2 separate regions of the Homo sapiens genome follow, and region 2 is linked to region 1. Evidence: chromatin contacts called from ENCODE Hi-C or POLR2A ChIA-PET data. All regions are on one chromosome and are shown on one strand. Each heading gives the region's core, a stretch centred on a gene start or an enhancer-like site at or near the end of the contact. The rest is flanking DNA. Distances are from core to core; before and after follow the strand shown.

Evidence for each region. Hi-C counts contacts between places; a loop is a spot of excess contacts on that map. ChIA-PET counts read pairs that join two places held with the same protein, here RNA polymerase II (POLR2A). Pooled maps may share reads with other maps.
Region 2: a pooled map shows a loop between it and region 1 (22-fold over the local background). The contact joins the promoter of HNRNPF here to the promoter of MAPK8 in region 1. A Hi-C loop is called at or near these places in 1 of 37 single-sample maps with no recorded cell type and 7 of 50 pooled maps. POLR2A ChIA-PET finds 5 or more read pairs at or near these places in 1 of 52 experiments (naive thymus-derived CD4-positive, alpha-beta T cell).

Annotation. Positions count from the first base shown.
Region 1 is chr10:48,304,870-48,308,891 of GRCh38, reverse strand. MAPK8 (mitogen-activated protein kinase 8) reads right to left here and starts at 2,215. Exons shown (of 12, transcript NM_001323329.2): 1 at 2,071-2,215. RefSeq lists a silencer at 1,635-2,584.
Region 2 is chr10:43,406,879-43,410,900 of GRCh38, reverse strand. HNRNPF (heterogeneous nuclear ribonucleoprotein F) reads left to right here and starts at 1,715. Exons shown (of 4, transcript NM_001098204.2): 1 at 1,715-1,770. RefSeq lists silencers at 1,296-1,525, 1,976-2,095, 3,376-3,745 and enhancers at 1,816-1,875, 2,606-2,945, 2,385-2,988, 2,956-3,005, 3,146-3,205.

The DNA.
Region 1 (4,022 bases), core at 966-3,465:
AGTGGAAAAGAGCTTTAACTTCGATAAATCAATTATTTTGAGTTTTAGGCTCATATTTTGTACCAATTGTGTTAATACAAGTTAGAACTTAAAACCAAACATTTCAAGTAAACATTTCTAAAATATTAGAAATATTTCTAATAAAACATTTATGTGGTTTTGTCCTCAATTTTCCACAATAAGAGTCACCAAAAAACTTTCAAATAATATTCACAAAATTATAAATGCAATCATTTTAGACCCCTACTGAAATACCAGTTTATGAGTGCCTGTGTGTGGATTACGTACATGCACACACACGGACACACATAAACTAGCACATACACAGAAACACACACTCCACAACCTACTTTATTTATCATATTAAAAAAATATTTAGACAAGATTTTATTTTAGGACAGTGAATGACCTACACGTGATTCAAAAGCCCATGTCATCATAACAGATAATGTACATGAACTGACCATTTAGCCATCTGATGCGACAGTTGCATGAAGCTTCCAAAACTTTATGGAGAACATTACGGTTTTTTTTAAGGCTTGATTTTAAATATTATCAATTACAAAGAGCTTTTCATCAATCCGACTTTTATTGAACACTTACTATATTCCAGGCTAGGTGGTGGAGAAACAGATGCAAGACAGGCCTGCCCTCAAGGAAGTCCCATTTTGATTGCTTGCTTTTGTCAGGCACAGCACTAAACATGTTCACTTAGAGCATCTGACCTCCTAGGTTTAACGTTAACCACAGCAGGGGAATCTGAGGTAACCATTACAAATGACTGTAAGGCTGCAAGACTGGAAAAAATAAAATTTAGAAATAAATAAAAGCTGTTGTATATTTAGACCAAATCTAATTCTACTTCCTATTACACTTGAACTTCCAGATATACTGCTTAAAAAATGACCCAGAATATAACCATACCTTCCTTAACAGACATCACTTATGTAACTGTCTCATTTAAAGGTCCATCTATTATACTTCAGTCAAAGCATCCTCTTCCATGAAAGGATACTTTACCTTCACACCAAACCTCTTCATCTGAGTACGGTACTAAACAGCTGCTGAATGAATGAATGAATGAAAAAACAGATGTTCTAATTGCCAAGGAGGTACTTGCTGGATGCTTATCTCAAAACACAATGGACTGACGGACCAGAATTCTACTGGAAAGATCGCTGGATTTCAGAGGTAAAAATAGTAATCACTGGACAATGCCATGTAGTCAACATGTTATTAAATTCGCAGTAAAGACCAAGCAGGGAACTTTCAGAAATAAAAACGGAAAGTGTTCATCAGGGTACTTTAAAATGGACTTGGTTCTACCATCTCTGAATCGGGAACACAAATGCGAGACAAAGAGATGGGAGGGTGGGGTGAAAAAGTCAAAAGGTCACCACCGATGACCCTCAAGAGAAATGCGCGCTGACCACCGAAGCTCGGGCCAAGCTGGATGGACACCTCCCACCCGAGCCACGGGCCTGGGCTCTCTGCCCTGCAGCCCAGAGCTGCAGGCCACTCTGGCCCTTTTCAGCGCTGCTGCCTGCGTTCGCCCAGAACGTTAGCACAAAGAAAGCATCGAGAAGCAAAATACGGTCCCTATGGGCGCGGGGCAGGCTTGGGGACCTGCCGGCAGAAGCGCTCTCCCCGGCTCCCCGCCGCCCCGGAGGCAGCCAGGGCGCGGCGGGCCGCAAAGACACCTCCGTCCGACCCTTGCCGAAGTGTTTCAGAACTTGCCACCCACCCCCCCGCTCCATTTTCTTCTCCCGCCGCGGAGGCAGGACCCACGCGAAGAGGACGCGAGAGGACAGGCGGGCGGGGCTCGCGGCGGCAGGCGGGCTGGCGGGCAGCGGAGCGCACCCAGGTCCCGCAGCCCCACGCCCCCTCGGCTGGCCCCCGCCTCCGCGCCGCTATTGTTCCCGCGCCGCCCCCGCCCACCGCGCGCTCCCGCCCCCACTCCCAGGAGGGGGTTACGGCTGAGGAGAAGGCGGCGGCGGCGGCAGCGGCACAATAACATAAACACGACGGGGCCGCCTGCCGTCCCGGCCCTGCGGCGTCCGCCGCACTCACCCGGCAGCGCAGCGAACGGCGACAGGGAAGCCCGCCAGCGGGGACAGGGGCCGTCCGGGGTGGTCGCCGCGGCCGTTACCCAGCGCTGCTCGCGGCTCCGCAATCCAAGCCGCGTCGTCCGGCCTCGGCCGCTCGGCTGAGTAACAGAGACGCGGGCCGTCACCGCGCACGCCCGCGCACGTCATCGCGCAGGGCCCCGCCCCCGCGCCTCCCGAGCGGCCGGCGGGGCGGGGCAGCCCCGGGGCCCGGATTGCGGGGGCGGGGCCGCCGCCCGGGGACGGCGCTACTCCAGGGGTTACGAGAGGACTTGCGGAGGTCGCTTGGAGGCGGAGCCGCGGAGAGAGCCTCCGAGGGCTGTGGGTGAGGGGCGTGGCCTGGAGCGGGAGGGGCGGGCCCTGTGGCGGCACGTGGCGGCGCGTGGCCCCAGGGGACCGCATCTGGTTGGCGGCGGTAGCCAGGTCAGAGCTTAAGCCTTCGGGCCTCGTCGGCACAGGGTTGAAGGGCAGGTGCGCTTAGGCCTAACCTGCGCAGCGAACAGGCACCCCCTTCCGGTACACACACCTGAGTGATGAAGAGCTGGTTACCTTGACCGACAATATGTTCCATTCTGAGGACACCTGTCCGGGTCCCAGAAACCTACAGAGAGATAAGTGTTCTCTTCAGCTGCCCGGGAAAAGCTGCCTCCAGTTTTTCCAAAATCCACCTCCTCCGAGATTCCTTGCAAATCCACCTCTTCCCAGATTCCTTGCATTACCTGGTTTACTTCTGAGGCCCCACAAAGCGTGTAAATGTTACAGAAGCGATAAATTGACAAGTCCTTTAAATATCCAACAACGGGTGGAAAGGCGTTTGAACTACCTACACCATTCGGTAGAATACATTTTAGCAATTTAAATGCCATGTGTTCAAGGAATTCTTAACAACATAGGAACATGTTCACAATGTATCATTAAGAGAAAGAAGCAAGAAACAAGTCATATATAGAATGGTCCCACTTAGATACTATATATACACATAGAAAAAACCTGGAAAGAAATACACCAAATTATGTTAACAATGGTTCATCATTGGACTATGGAATAAAGGGTGACTTGGTTCTCGTTTATACTTTGGGTATTTTCTCATGTTTTCCGAGAGGAATAGTTATGTTCACAATCAGAAACAAGTAAGTTACTTTAATAATGAATATATAAATATTTGTTGAATAAATGAATGATTTCAGGTAAACTACTTTCCTATTACATGTGGGGCTGGCCTGTTTCTGGTGATTCTGAAAGGGAACATACAGATGATTATTCATTCATTCTCTTCCCATTTCCTCTCTCCCTCCCTCTCAACCTTCTTAATTTCCTTCCTGCCATCCTTTGTTCCTGCAATAATTATTTATTGCATGCCCATTCAGTGCCAGGCAATACAGTAGAGTTTACAGATTTAATCACTGTACTATGAAAGTAATAATAGTAAACGCAAAATTATCACTGTTTTATAATACAAATTGTTAAGGATACATAATACTATGAAACCAATTAATACACTAGTTAATAAGGCCAGAAAAGATTTCCCTGAGGAACTGTCACTTGAGCTGGGAATAGGTTTGACTAGACAGAGAATATTTTAGAGGTAGCTTTGCACGCAAAGGTCCTCTGATGAGATTAAGCAGGATAAGATGGAGAAATTCAGGAAAGGCCAGCTCTGCTGGAGGAGCAAGGAAGAAGGAGCTATGAGATGAAGTCAGGAAGATTGGTAAAGGGACCAAACGTAGGACATCCATATTGGCCATGTTGAAAATCTTTTTATCCTAAGTGCAATGGGAAGCCCCTGACATATTCAGCAAAGGGTGTGGCATGGTCAGAATAGCTTCTTGAAAAGATTCCTTATTGGAAAGAGCCCAGGTGGATGTAGGAGTAGCCTAGACGGTAAGAGGTGGAAGCTTGATCTAGGGTGATGGTCAT
Region 2 (4,022 bases), core at 466-2,965, 4.9 Mb after region 1:
GCCCCTTTCCTATGATGCTGAATACCTATCTGATTTTTGCAGGAACTATTTTCTGTAATTTTGCCTCAAATTATGCAGTTTTCTCTTTGGACATTTTTACCTATTCTGACAGCTCCTGCTTTACTCTTTCCATTCTCTTTCTTGGAACTAGCTTTTTCTTTTAACAAACTCCTTCCTTCATCACAATCATCCCACTCATCATCTGACACTATTTTGAGCACTCCTTTACTTTCTCTGGTGATTTAAAAAATAACGTTCAGCCAGATGCGTGGCTCAATCCAGTAATCCCAACACTCTGGGAGGCGTAGGTGGGCGGATGGCTTGAGTCCAGGAGTTCCCGACCAGCCCGGGCAACACAGCGAAACCTCGCCTCTACAAAAAATACAAAATTTAGCCGAGAGTGGTGGTGCTACTCAGGAGGTTGAGGCAGGAGGATCGCTTGAGCCCAGGAGGTCGAGGCTGCAGTGAGCCGTGATTGTACCACTGCACTCCCGCCTGAATGACAGGGCGATACTCAGTCTGGAAATAATAACAATAGTAACAATGTTCAGCTTAACCTGTGATGAGTGCCTTGACATCATCTCTTCATGAAGAAGATCCACCAAAATAAAATGGTTACAATTATTAGCCCTACAATACATCAAAAAAAAAAAGAAAAGAAAGAAAATCTGTCCCTGGCTTAGCCATTAGCCACCAAATCTGTGTGTTCAGGTGCTCTGTGACTGAAAATCTTGCCCTCGACCTGGGTCTGAGTTACATTCTGAGGTTTGGGGGCTTCTCACACCACGGAATTTATCACCTGAGCAACTTCAACCTGACAAATCCCTCCTAACGCCCTGCTCTGAGACCCCTTTAGGCGGTCTCCGGAGTACTCAGTGTACCTTTTTTTTTTTTTTTTCTTTGAGACGTAGTCTCGCTCTGTCGCTAGGCTGGAGTGCAGTGGCGCGATCTCGGCTCACGCAAGCTCCGCCTCCCGGGTTCAAGCGATTCCCCTGCCTCAGCCACCCGAGTGGCTGGGACTACAAGCGCGCGCCACCACGCCTGGCTAATTTTTTTGTATTTTAGTAGGGGTTTCACTATGTTGGCCAGGATGGTCTCGATTTCCCGACCGCCTGATCCGTCCGCCTCGGCCTCCCAAAGTGGTGGGATTACAGGCGTGAGCCACCGCGCCCGGCCTTCAGTGTACTACTTTCCTTATTTTATTTTTTGAGACAGCGCCTCGCTCTGTCGCCCAGGCTGGACGCAATGGAGCAGTCACGGATCACTGCAGCCTCGACCTCCCGGGCTCAAGCGATTCTCCCGCCTTAGCCTCCCAAATTACTGGGACCACAGGCTTGCGCCACCACGCCCTGCCATCGGCTCTCATTTCCTTTTCCCATCCTAGTCTTCCATCAGGCGTCCTTTCGGCGCACATTTCAGTGTCCTGCGGGGCTCACCAGTGTCCTTCCTCCAGGGCCTCAGGGGCAGTCAGAGGGATCTTTCCCGCCGCTCCACTCCCTCCTCCTCCTCCCCCTCCCCCTATCCCCTCCCCTCCCCTCCCTTCTCCTCTCCAGAAACGTCCTCGCTTGTCCGCCTCCACCGCCTCCCCCGCCAGCCGTGTCGGCTCTGCTCCGCGCCCAGCCGGCCAACCGGCGGCTCAGCTCTGGCGCGTCACAATGCGCCGTCGCGGCCCCGCCCCCGGACGCCGGACGCAGAAACTCCGCCCTGCCGCGGTCCTTGCGTCCTTCCGGCTCCGTCGTGGAAGCAGGACTGCGCCGCGTCTTCCTCAAGGTGGGGTTCGGGGGGCCACCGAATCGCTGTCACGCCGGCAGGTAGCAGGGGGTGGGGACGCGGGCTCCTTGGGCTTCTGTTTCCTGGTGTCCAGGGCAAAGGGCTGAGCCGGGCAGTAGGGCCTAGTCGGGGCCTGGCTCGCCGGGAGCAGGAGGGCTTCCGGCAAAGCCGCGTGCGCTCGACGGGCAGGCGCTGAGGATTGGGGCCGGCAGCGCGCCTGACCCCGCCCCTCGTAGGCTCCGCCCCGTGCTCGCAGGCGGGGGTTTCCATGGTGATGGTCAACAAGCCTCAACTGCCTCTGCTACAACTGCCAAGTTCCCCGCGTCCCACCCTCCTCTAGGTGCTCCAAGGGACCACCGGGGTGCCTGATATGAGAGCGGGAGTGTAGAGACTCGGAGGCCGAGGTGAGGGGCGGCCGAAGTCTCCGAGGTCGAAGGCCGCACACCCGGGACCTAGCGGGGACCGGGTCCCCCTGGGGGTGGGGACGGGGGGTGGGATTTGAGATTAGGGAGACTATCCGAAGTCCAGGGCCCCGTACCCGGACTACCTGGGGACTGGGCCTATTGGGGTGGGGATCGTTGGGCTGGGGCTGGGATTTGGGATCAGGGAAGAGCGATCTGAGTTTAAGCGCCGCAAACCTGGGACCGAGCGAGGACTGCACATAATGAGGGGCCGTGGCGCTGAGATTTGGGTGACGGGATTCGAGGTCGAGGGGCCCGTACGTGGGACCGGCAAGAACTGGACCCACTGGGATCGGGAGACGCAGCGTCGGAGGTCGAGAGCCGCACGCCCAGACAGTGGTCCCACGCGGTGAGCACCGCGGGCTGAGATTTTGGAGTCAGGAAAGCGCGGGGAAGGCACGGACGGCCGGGTGCGTTAGTCCGGCCCCCTGGCGGGGAGCTGGCGACTGCCGGAGGGCTCTGAAAGTGAGAACAGGCCTGGCGCAGTGGGAGGCCCAGCCGGGAGGATCTCTTGAGCCCAGGAGTTCCCGACAAGCCTGGGCAACATAGACTGTCTCTACTGAAAAGTAAAGAAAAAAAAATTAGCCACGTGTGGTGGCGCGCGCCTGTTGTCCCAGCTACTCGGGAGGCTGAGGCGGGAGGGTCGCTTGCTCTGAGGTCGAGGCTGCAGTGACAGTGATTGTGCCACTGCATTCCAGCCGGGCGACGGAAATGAGACCTTGTCTCAAAAGAAGTAATAATAGTAATAATACCTGAGTAAAATGAAAGCCGCGCGCTCACGTGGCTGCAGGCGCCTGAGAGTTGCACAAGACTTCCTTGTGGGGAGTTGGCTCCGCCCTCCTCCCACGCCCGGTTCCCGTAGCCTTAGCTCTCGGCCCCGGGCCCTTTTTCCTCCTCGGCTGCGCCGCGTGTCCTCGGAGCGCGGTCCCTGTATTGGTCTCCTGCTCCTAGAGGTATCGTGTTTGTATTTGGGGTGAAAATCTGACTCGTGCGCGCTCTTCAGCTTAGTCGTCCTTTTTTTTTTCCTTTTGTTTGTTTGTATTAAGTATTTTCGTCGATTCCGCCCTGCTCGTAGGAAACTTGTGGACGGGGCCCGGCTCCTGCTGCGCCGGCTGCCCGGCTCCCCCAACCGCAGAGTCGTGGACCAGGGTTTTGAGGAGCAAGGCACCCGACTCGCCCTCCCCCCAAGGCCGCCCCGGGCGCGGGAACCCCTCCCCCTAGGCGCCTGGGACCCCCGCTCGGCTCCGCGTGTGTCCCGGCGGAGGGTGGAAGGAGAGCCGAGCTCGGCCATTGCCCGCGGGCGGCCCGGGGACGAGCTGACGCGCCTCTTTAGTTCTCGAAACTGCTCGCGGGCGCTGGGGGCTCGGGCCGGCCATCTGCGTGGCGGGACGCGAGGCGCGCGCTGGCGGCTGCGCGCGAAGGGCAACGGGCGGCGGCGGCGGCTTCCCGGAACCGCGCGGGGCGGGCCCTGCGCCGGGGTCAGGGCCACAGCCTCAGGCGGCAGGGAGTTCTGAAAGCGTAGTTTTCAGTCGTTCCGTCCCAAAAGTCATCTTAATTCTTCCAAAAATACACGCATATAATTCTTTCTACTTAGTTATATTTTTAAAAGTTAAATACGTGGTTGTCTCTGAATTCCTAGTAAGATGAAAATTTCTTGGGTTCTCCAGGTAGGTGAAAGATACCTTAAGTGCTATTCCTGCAAAGTGACTCGTTGCTCTCACAGAATTTATAAACTATAAAATAAGACATTACTACTTTAATGAATATTAAGAGAGAGATTGCTTTATTCCT